2 separate regions of the Homo sapiens genome follow, and region 1 is linked to region 2. Evidence: read pairs that join two places in POLR2A ChIA-PET (ENCODE). Cell type or tissue: Caco-2. All regions are shown on one strand.

Region 1 (5,000 bases), 110 kb before region 2:
CATTTTTGTCTCCCGAGGAGCCAGGACCACAGGCATGCACCACCATGCCCAGCTAATTTTTTAATTTTTTGTAGAGATACGGTTTCCCTATGTTTCTAGGCTGGTCTCAAATTTCTGGGCTTAAGTGATCCTCCTGCCTCAGCCTCCCCAAAGTGCTGAGATCACAGGCATGAGCCACCGTGCCTAGCCTGCTACTTTAAAAATCTGACACAAATGTATCTCCTCCCTTTGAAAATTGCTATGTCAATTTTTCACTAAATCAAAATGGATTACATATTAGTTTAAAATATTAGCAAGGTTCTACTATAAAAATTTAAATATCAAAACCATATGATCAGGTAGTAGTAAATGCTGAAATCAAACCAAGGTTTCAACATAGTTGCCATATACATCAGATATTTTATAATGAAAATATTATAGCAACAAAAAAAACCATTAGTCATATATGCAAAAATCCCCTGATATACTATTAACCTTTTAACTAAACAGAGGCAATTCACAGGATAGGACATGGAATTCCTTGAGGATAGGGGATGTGTCTTTTCTAACTGACTTTCTACAGATACGCTTTGCACACACTAAAATCTCACTAAAGTAAGTAGGGAGAACAGATCCCCAGCTGTGAATGACATAAGGACATAATGTTGCAAGATCAACAATACCATGTCTGGTATTCTATCCACAGGAGACCTCTGTGAGCTTTGATTTCCTTGTTTGTCAAATGTGGATAGTACTAGCAGTACATAATCAACAATACTGTTTTATGACTTAAATGAATACATGTTTAAAAATGCTTAGACTTTGCATAGTAAGTTCACAATAACATGGCAACTATGATCACTTCTATGTAATAACATTAATTTAACTTTCTCCAAAGTAAATTTTGTGTGGGTGCCTTACAAGGAAACCTAGTATTCCTCTGAGAGTCAGGAAGATCTTGCGGCATAGCGATTGCTTACAGTTATATTGATACTTATATTCCAGCATGGCAGGAGCATCAACAGCAGGGAAGCTTTTCAAAAATAAAGAGAAGACAAGAAATGAATGTCTTCTCAAACACAAAGAAATTAAGAACACAGGAAACATTTTCAGAAACATTTAAGAAACACTGTCAGCCATTAAGAGAGTACAAAGGGCAACCACAAATTAGAAGATATTCACAAAACAACTCAACTAAGAAGTCACATTCAGAATATACAAACAGCTCCTAACAATCAATAAGAAAAGGATGAACAACCCAATTCCAAAAACTAAAATCTTTATAAGACCTGAACAAGCATTTCACAAAAGATATCCAAATGCCTGATAACCTTACAAAAAGTTGCTCCACATAAGAAATGTAAATTAAAACCAACTGAGATGCCACTATAAACAGATCTGAATAGCTAAAACTAACAACATAAAAACACCAAGTGTTGGCATGGATGTGGAACAACTTTCCATATAGTAACATTGGAAAAGTGTTTGGGAGTACTAACCACAGCTAAACATTCATCTACTGGATGACCCAACAATATAATTCCTAGATATACACAAACAAACGAATGTGCGCATCCACCAAAAGGCAGACACAAGAATGTTCATTAGCAGCTTTATCATAATAGACCCAGGCTGGAAACAATCTAAATGATCATTAACAAGAGAATAAACTGTAGTTTATTGAAACAATGGAATACTATACAGAAAAGAACCACTAGTGATATAAATAACAGCAAAGATAAATCTCACAGACATTACATTGCATGAAAAAAGCCAGATATTAAAGGCTGCCTACTGTATGATTGCACTGACTGAAGTTTGAGAAGGCATAACTAATTGATGTGGAATAATGGTTATTTCAAGGCATAAAAAACGCCATCTGGAAATGGACATGAGGGAAATTTTTGGGATACTAAAAATTTTCTATGTCTTGATTTGGGTGGTAGATACACTGGTTTATGCATATAGATATATATATTTAATTGTACATATATTTACATTTAAGATTACTGCACAGTATACAAATGACTGGATATTGACCTCAATTTAAAAAGTATTTTAAAAAAGCTTTCAGAAAGTGGCAGATACACAGATTAATACCATTTATATTTAAACAAATAATATTTTTATTAGTATTAGGAAGAGAACCTGAAAATTCTTAAAATATGTACCGTTGTGCAAATATATGCAAATTATTCCTGGTGGCCATCTGGCAATTCTACCTCTTAAGAAATGAAGAAGCTGTACATCTAATTTATTTGGGGACAGGTAAGTGATTTGGGGAAGCTCAGATTCTAAGTCGCCACATATCCTAGCAGAAGATAAGCCTTGGAGGGCAAGATCCCAGAGGAATGGCTAAAGAAGAGGCTGGTGGGAAAAAGGAATTCTAGATATGGAGGAAGATACAAGAAGAAGCAGAGTTAAGGACAGTGGAAGGCCTAAAGGCGCTACATTCTACAACACAGCTTCTGCTTCACAAGAATGAAGATAAAAAGGAAAACATACCCCCACCATATTATTTTCTAATTTGTGATCATTTTAATTACACAAAACACACTTACAGAGCTTGGCTCTAGTCCCCTCTCTGCTCTCCTGCCCCAGTTTATCTTAGATGATAAATTCCTTTCATAAACATAGCTAATCAATCCTAGTCAACAATTCAAGATTCAACTACCTTAAATTATCAAGTTTATAAGAACATGAGATGATTTGAAAAAAATACTACAGATCAAAGGCCGCAAACTGAAAATAGAATCCATCTCCCCACAGGCCCTAGCACTCTCCCAACTGACAACCAAACTCTAGACACATTTAAGACAAAAGCTCCTCTAGCGTAATTGGTTTATAACAACCAAAAGTTTATCTACTGCCCACTGGCATTTATCAGCTCTAATACTTCAAAGGCTGATAGCCTTTTTTAAGCTCCATAAATCCCCAAGCATTCATAAATATTTTTCAATTCAAATCCAAATGAATTTTCTTTTTTGAAAACAAATGGAAACACTAAACATTGTTTAAAAAAATTAATAGACTTCCCATTATCAAACCCAGACTACAAGTATGTGTAGAGTAGCATACTCTTGTATTTGCGTATAATACTCCTACATTCATATAGCACTGCAATCCCATTAGCAGCAGGCTTAAATTAATAAAATTGTTTGTCTTGTCAGCTTGTGTTACACGTTGTACAAACTTGTTAGATAATCAGCAGAGGCATGACAATTCATTATCCTACAGGGAGCCGGTCTGAAACCGGCAGCTTCCGCTTTCAAACGGAGTCACCACATCAAATTAGACCATCATTTGCAGCTGGCTGCTGCATATTCTGAAGGGCACAGACAAAGAAACTCCACATCCATCCTATCATTCACCAGCAGCAAGAGATTTTAAATTTCACTCCCAAATGCCAAAGCACCTATGGCTGCCCAGCATCAGCAGAATTATATTTTGAGAGGTGTCTGAAACAAGACAGATTTGACTTTTTCAAGTCCTCAGTTTGGCTGGCAAGGGTAAAAGATGTGGTCTGATTTTACACCGGGTTTTAGCATCAGCACTTGGCTCCTATCAAACCAGCAAATGTTATTCTTCTCCAGCAAAGAGGGAGAAAGAAGGAAGAAAAATGAACCCTTCTTGAACAGAACTTCCTCGTTTCAGCTTTAATCAGATGCCTCACACTACAATTGAACAGAGGTAGGGGCAGTTAGCTGCCACTCCATTGGCTATGGAAGAACAAGATGTCACTCTCCTCCTGGGCTCCTTGCTAATCAACAGATAAGTAATGATACGGTGAAGAGTTAGCATGAATCTACTCAGGTATTTTGGGCAACAGGAAGTAGATATCAGTTATAATATACACTTCTTGGCATCATTTACCCAAAATACAAATTGGTGGTAGGTGGAAGATCATATGCCAAATGTTTCTGTAGGTTCAGAGATCACCCCTACAACCCGGCCCCCTGAACTAAGTAGAGCCATGCAAATTAGAATCCACAGACCCAAAGTAATTTATTTAGGTCTAAAAGAAATAAGGCTTTTGGAAACATGAAAATGCTAATGAAAATAAGACCTACAACTTGAATACTATACTCTGTTAGGCTTTTAATGCTGATGAAAATCAGACCACTGAAATATTTGCAAGCCAAAAGTTGTTTTTTAAACAACTGGTGCTCCAAAAGAATATGGGTTCCCCAGTTGAGACTGCATAAATCTGGCCAACCATCAAGTCTGTGGTATTATTTCAAAATTTTGTCTGTCCCTCTCTGGGAGAGAATAACAACCTCCCAACCCACTGCTGGTCTTGGCCATGTAGTGTTCAGTACCCTTCCCTGGGGAAGGACCATCAGCACTTCCCTGGCCTGGTGGATTTGGGAGTGGCCAGTGAAATCACAGAGTCAGCTCTTGATTGCCACATCTCTCTTTCCCTCCACTGTGATAAGGGTAAAATGCCATATAACAAATGATCTATCAACCTGGATCCCAAAGTGAAGGAAAAGTGAAGCAGAACCACAGCCTACCTATTATGGACATATGAGTGAGAAATAAACCTCTATTGTTATAAAGCCACTGAGCTTTTGTTACTGCAACATGATTTACCCTTAGTGGACTACATAAAGCCTATAGGAAATTTGGTTCTGGCAAGGATACTGATGCTGTAGTAAAAAGTAACAAAACATCCAATCAGAGAGGCACAATAGGATCTCTCAAAGCATGATGGCCCACTTTAAGAAAGAAAAATTATTTTATTCTATCTGACCTCCTCAATCTGAGCCCTATTTTCACTCAAGAAGATAATCTATACAATTCCAACAGAGAAATCATTTTCTATTCTCCAAATAGAAGATACTGTGACACAAAATGACACACCACATTCAGAGAGTCTAATATCTGTTCTATCTTTCTCTGCTTCCTATTTTGCTATCAGGATGCTAGTTCCAATTCACTTCTAATTGATAATCTACTTTGGGCTAAATGTGAATAAAATACTAATAAATAGGCTCTGAGCGTTCAAGGGGACTTTAGTG
Region 2 (5,000 bases):
TCTCAGTGCAGGCATCTCAGCAATTTCCTTGGCTTTTCCTTTGTAGTTGCAAAATAGCTGCTTCAGCTCCAGACACTGGAACAAGAAGGAAAAGGAGGAGGAAGAGGAGAAGGAGGCAACAAAAAGAAGAGGGAAAAGACCAATGCCAGAAACGTCTGCTCATTTTTATCAGGAGAGCAAGTTTTCCCAGAAGTGCCCATCCTAAGGCCTAAGGCCTCTCCTTGCTGCAGGGGAGGCTGGGAAGGCATTTTGATTGACGAGAGAGGGAATCAGAAATGGGTATTAGGGTGGCCTGAACCTTGGGCCTCTTCTTTTCTTCTGGCCAATTCTGCCTTTCTAGAACTCTGGCCTATTCCCAAGCTCCATTCTCTCTCTCTCTTTATTTATTTTTTTTTTTGAGATGGAGTCTCGCTCTGTTTGTCGCCAGGCTGGAGTGCAGTGGCACGATCTTGGCTCGCTGCAACCTCCACCTCCCGGGTTCAAGCAATTCTCCTGCCTCAGCCTCCCGAGTAGCTGGGACTACAGGCACATGCCACCATGCCCAGCTAATTTTTGTATTTTTAGTAGAGACAGGGTTTCACCATGTTGGCTGGGATGGTCTCGATATCTTGACCTCATGATCTGCCCACCTCAGCCTCTCAAAGTGCTGGGATTAGAGGCGTGAGCCAACTGCATCTGGCCTCCATTCTCTCTTTCAAGACAGAATCCTGGCCCCTCATTCTCTCCAGAACCAAAAAGCCAAAAGCAGTAAGCGTGTGTTTCATGATTGCTGTCTCTGGTCCAGGGCTCCCAGTACTAAAGGCCTGCCTCGGGGAACGTGCAGGCCCGGGACCACCGGCTTCCTCCACTTCTCTGCTATCTTGTGCCTGCAGAAAGGCCTCCTGTCCACTGAAGGACATAACCCTGTGTACATTGCCCTCTCTTGCTTACTGTGGCTCCAGCAGCAATAGCCACACTAAAAATCTCACCCCAAATACACCTAGAGCTTTCTGTCCCTGGTTTTTTGCCTACACCCAATTCCCTCCACTTGGAATGCCGTTCTACGGCTCAGTTCAGACACAGCTTTTCCCATAAAGTTATCTGAGAGGCCTCCAATCAGAAGTGACTCTTCCTTCCCCTTTATCCCCAGACATTTTGGATAATGCCTTTCTGGTGGTGTGCACTGCACTCTCCTCGTGTCATAGTTGTTTGTGTAACAGTTGAACTGACCAGTAAACTTTTTGGCAATAAGCTCCTATGAATCTTGTTAACTTGTGTGTTCTCCATAGGCCTGGCACTGCCTTGTAAAGAATAAGCACTCAATAATTGTATTTTGAACTAAATTGAAGTATTCAGTCTGTTTGAATGTCTGAGATGACTTATTTACCTTCTCTTTGCATTCCTTATATCTGTTATATATCCTTTGTGATTTCTGGAAATTGAACCTAAGAGTGTCAGGTATAGTTAGGGTGAAAGTTAGGGATCTTAGTGGGGGTTACTATCATTGGATGGATCCCAACATAGTATAGTTCATGGAATCATAAATATTATTTAACTTCTGCCAACAATAGAATGTGTCTGCACCTCTTCCAGTGCCCACACATGCCTTAACTATAGCCTGCTCCTGTATATTAGATAAGGGAGGCCGGCTGTGGGAACAAAAGAACTAATTATTCAGTGACCTAGATAATACAAAGGTGTATTTCTTTCTCACACAACAGCCCAGGATGGTGACTTTCCTCACATAATCATCCAAAGACTGAGGCTGGTGGCAGCTCTCCCATCTACTAACAGGAGTTCTAATAGCAAAACAGTTCTCATTTAAAGTCAAGAGCAGGCCAGGTGCGGTGGCTCACACCTGTAATCCCAGCACTTTGGGAGGCTGAGGCAGGCAGATCACCTGAGGTCAGCAGTTCGAGACCAGCTTGACCAACATGGAGAAACCCCGTCTCTACTAAAAATACAAAATTAGCTGGGCGTGGTGGAGTATGCCTGTAATCCCAGCTACTCAGGAGGCTGAGGCAGGAGAATCGCTTGAACCCTGGAGGCGGAGGTTGCAGTGAGCCAAGATCGAGCCATTGCTCTCCAGCCTGGGCAACAAGAGCGAAATTCCATCTCAAAATAAATAAATAAATAAATAAATGAAATAAAGTCAAGAGCAAAGGAAGAGGTGTCATGTAATGATGCAGAAACATTTTGAGAAGATAGATGTTGAGATAGTCGCATTAGATGTTCTCAATCTTCTAAATAAAGTGGGAGGACTTGGGAATCAGAAGACAGGATGAATTTCTATAGAATCAGTGACCCCCAGACTGAAGATGAGGCCCTTTCCAGGGAAGGCAGGCCCTGGAATCACCAGGAGTGGATCCAGACCGAAGCCAGACCTCTGGACTGGGTGGGCATCGTCCCCACTAGGACAACTGCTGTCAGCTGTCAGAGCTTAGGGACCAGAGCAATGAAGATGAAGCAAAGAAAGAGGTTAGGATCTGGATGAATGGTAAGGGTCAGGAGTGCAGGGGAAGGCCAGAAGTGAGAGAATGGGCCCCAGGGCCTGTGAATAGAGACAGGATAACTGGAATGCTGAGGGTGGAGCTACCACCACCAAGACAGATTTGTCATTGCTGGGAGTCAGAGGATAGGGACAGGAGCTGAGGCAAGAGGCCAGGGTTCAGGTGGCAGCTGAAGGGGCACAGTCAACTCAGGGTGGATTTCAGGATGGTCCTTGCATTTTTTTCAGGTGCCTTTTTCTGGCTCTCCTCCATATTAATTCTCCCGAAGGATAACTATTTCAGATAGAATAATGATCTCTTTCAGCCACATTCCACACAAATACCACAGATACCAAAAAGTGGAAAATCATCTCTTTCCTCTTTACTCCAAGTCTTTGTTTCATGCATTTGAGAGTGGCATAAATTCCAATATAAAATGATTTTGTGAAACATCAAAGTATATTTGCTATTTATACCATACTCTGTTGTTCAGTGGAGAGCAGTTAATAGAGTTTGCTCTCTTAAGAGTGCTTCAGAGGATAAGATGTTGCTTTATGAGCAATTGAAACAGGCTAAACTACCAATGAGTTATGTAATGTTTACATTTTCTTTCTTTCTTTCTTTCTTTTTTTTTTTTTTTTTTTTTTTTTTTTAGAGACGGAGTCTCACTCTGTCGCCCAGGCTGGAGTGCAGTGACATGATCTCAGCTCACTACAACCTCTGCCTCCTGGGTTCAAGCAATTCTCCTGTCTCAGCCTGCTGAGTAGCTGGGACTACAGGCACTCGCTGCCATGCCTGGCTAATTTTTTTGTATTTTAGTAGAGACGGGGTTTCACCGTGTTGCCCAGGCTGGTCTTGAACTCCTGAGCTCAGGCAATCTGCCCGCCTCGGGCTCCCAAAGTGCTAGGATTACACGTGTGAGCTACCATGCCCGGCCTTTTACTTTTTTTTCTTTCTCTTTTTTTTTTTTTTTGAGATGGAGTCTTGCTCTGTTGCCCAGGCTGGAGTGCAGTGGCACGATCTCGGCTCACTGCAACCTCCACCTCCCCAGTTCAAGAGATTCTCCTGCCTCAACCTCCCAAGCAGCTGGGACTACAGGTGCCCACCACCACGCTTGGCTAATTTTTGTATTTTTAGTAGAGATAGGGTTTCACCACATTGGCCAGGCTGGTCTCGAACTGCTGACCTTGTGATCCTCCTACCTCGGCCTCCCAAAGTTCTGGGATTACAGGCATGAGCCCCCACGCCCAGCCTACTTTTTTTTTTTTTTAGCTCTCAATACAGAGCCTTTGAGCTGTTTCCCTCTGCCTGGAGCTCTGTCCCTAGAACAGGGAACAAAAATGGACAAAATCTCTGCATTCTGGGAGCTCACATTCTAATATCAGAAACTCAGGATGAGATCATTATAATGGTTAAACTTTAAATTTGAATTAGAAGTACTTGTAACCAAGGCAAAAACAAAGAAGACACATTAAGGTTATATAATTCTCACTGTCTGATCCAAGTAAACATATTATTTAATGGGAAGAGACAAACATTTCCCTTGACACTGATTTCTAGAAGACTTTCATTACATGACTCTTTATTTAAAGAACAATGAGTAATACAATGGGCAATGTTTTTTGGTTTTTTCTCAAATTTTAATTTTTATGGGTACATAATAGGTAAATGTATTTATGGGGTATGTGTGATACTTTGATAGAGGCGTACAAGTGTAGTAATCACATCAGGGTAAATGGGGTATCCATCACTTCAAACACTGATCATTTCTTTGTGTTGCAAACATTCCAATTATAATTAGTTGTTTTTAAATGTACAATAAATTCTTGTTTACTGTACTCACCCTGTTGTGCTATCAAATACTAGCTCCTATTCATTCTATCTAACTATGTTTTTGTACCCTTAACCATCCCCACCTCTTCCAATCCCCCATGCCACTACCCTTCCCAGCCTCTGGTAACTATCATTCTGTCTCTGGGAGTTCAATTTTTAGCTCCCGCAATTAAGTGAGAACATGTGAAGTTTGTCTTTCTGTGCCTGGCTATTTTACTTACCATAATGTCCTCCAGCTCCATCCATGTTGTTGCAAATGACAGGATCTCATTCTTTTTTATGGCTGAACAGTACTCCACTGTGTATATGTACCACAGTTTCTTTATCCATTCATCTATCAATGGACACTTAGGTTGCTTCCAAATCTTGGCTATTGTGAATAGTGCTGCAGTAAACATGAGAGTGCATCTATCTCTTTCATAGACTGATTTCCTTTATTTTGGGTATATATCTAGCAGCAAGATTGCTGGATCATATGGTAGCTCTATTTTAATTTTTGTTGTTGTGGTTACTGATACAGGGTCTTGCTCTATCACCCAAGCTGGAGTGCAGTGGAACAACCATGGCTCACTGCAGCCTAGAACCCTTGGGCTCAAGTGATCCTCCTGCCTTAGCCGCCCCAGTAGCTGGGACTACAGGTATGCACCACCACAATCAACTAATTTTTTAACTTAATTTTTATTTTGTAGAGATGAGGTC

The links. ChIA-PET counts read pairs that join two places held together with the same protein. Peaks named below come from ENCODE experiments on the same cell type or tissue, not always from the same donor. Only the 100,000 strongest peaks of a DNase experiment are listed, where the experiment ranks them.
Region 1: POLR2A ChIA-PET joins it to region 2 with 5 read pairs; 3 of 35 experiments call an interaction of 5 or more read pairs at or near these places.

Annotation. Positions count from the first base shown.
Region 1 is chr7:127,753,961-127,758,960 of GRCh38, reverse strand. All of the region lies in intron 10 of SND1 (staphylococcal nuclease and tudor domain containing 1), which reads right to left. Among named protein-coding and RNA genes, the nearest start is that of SND1, 100 kb to the right of the region's middle. In Caco-2, no CTCF peak of the experiment used is centred here; no DNase peak of the experiment used is centred here.
Region 2 is chr7:127,639,690-127,644,689 of GRCh38, reverse strand. No RefSeq gene overlaps it. Among named protein-coding and RNA genes, the nearest start is that of SND1-DT, 9.6 kb to the left of the region's middle. In Caco-2, no CTCF peak of the experiment used is centred here; a DNase peak (open chromatin) is centred at 2,559.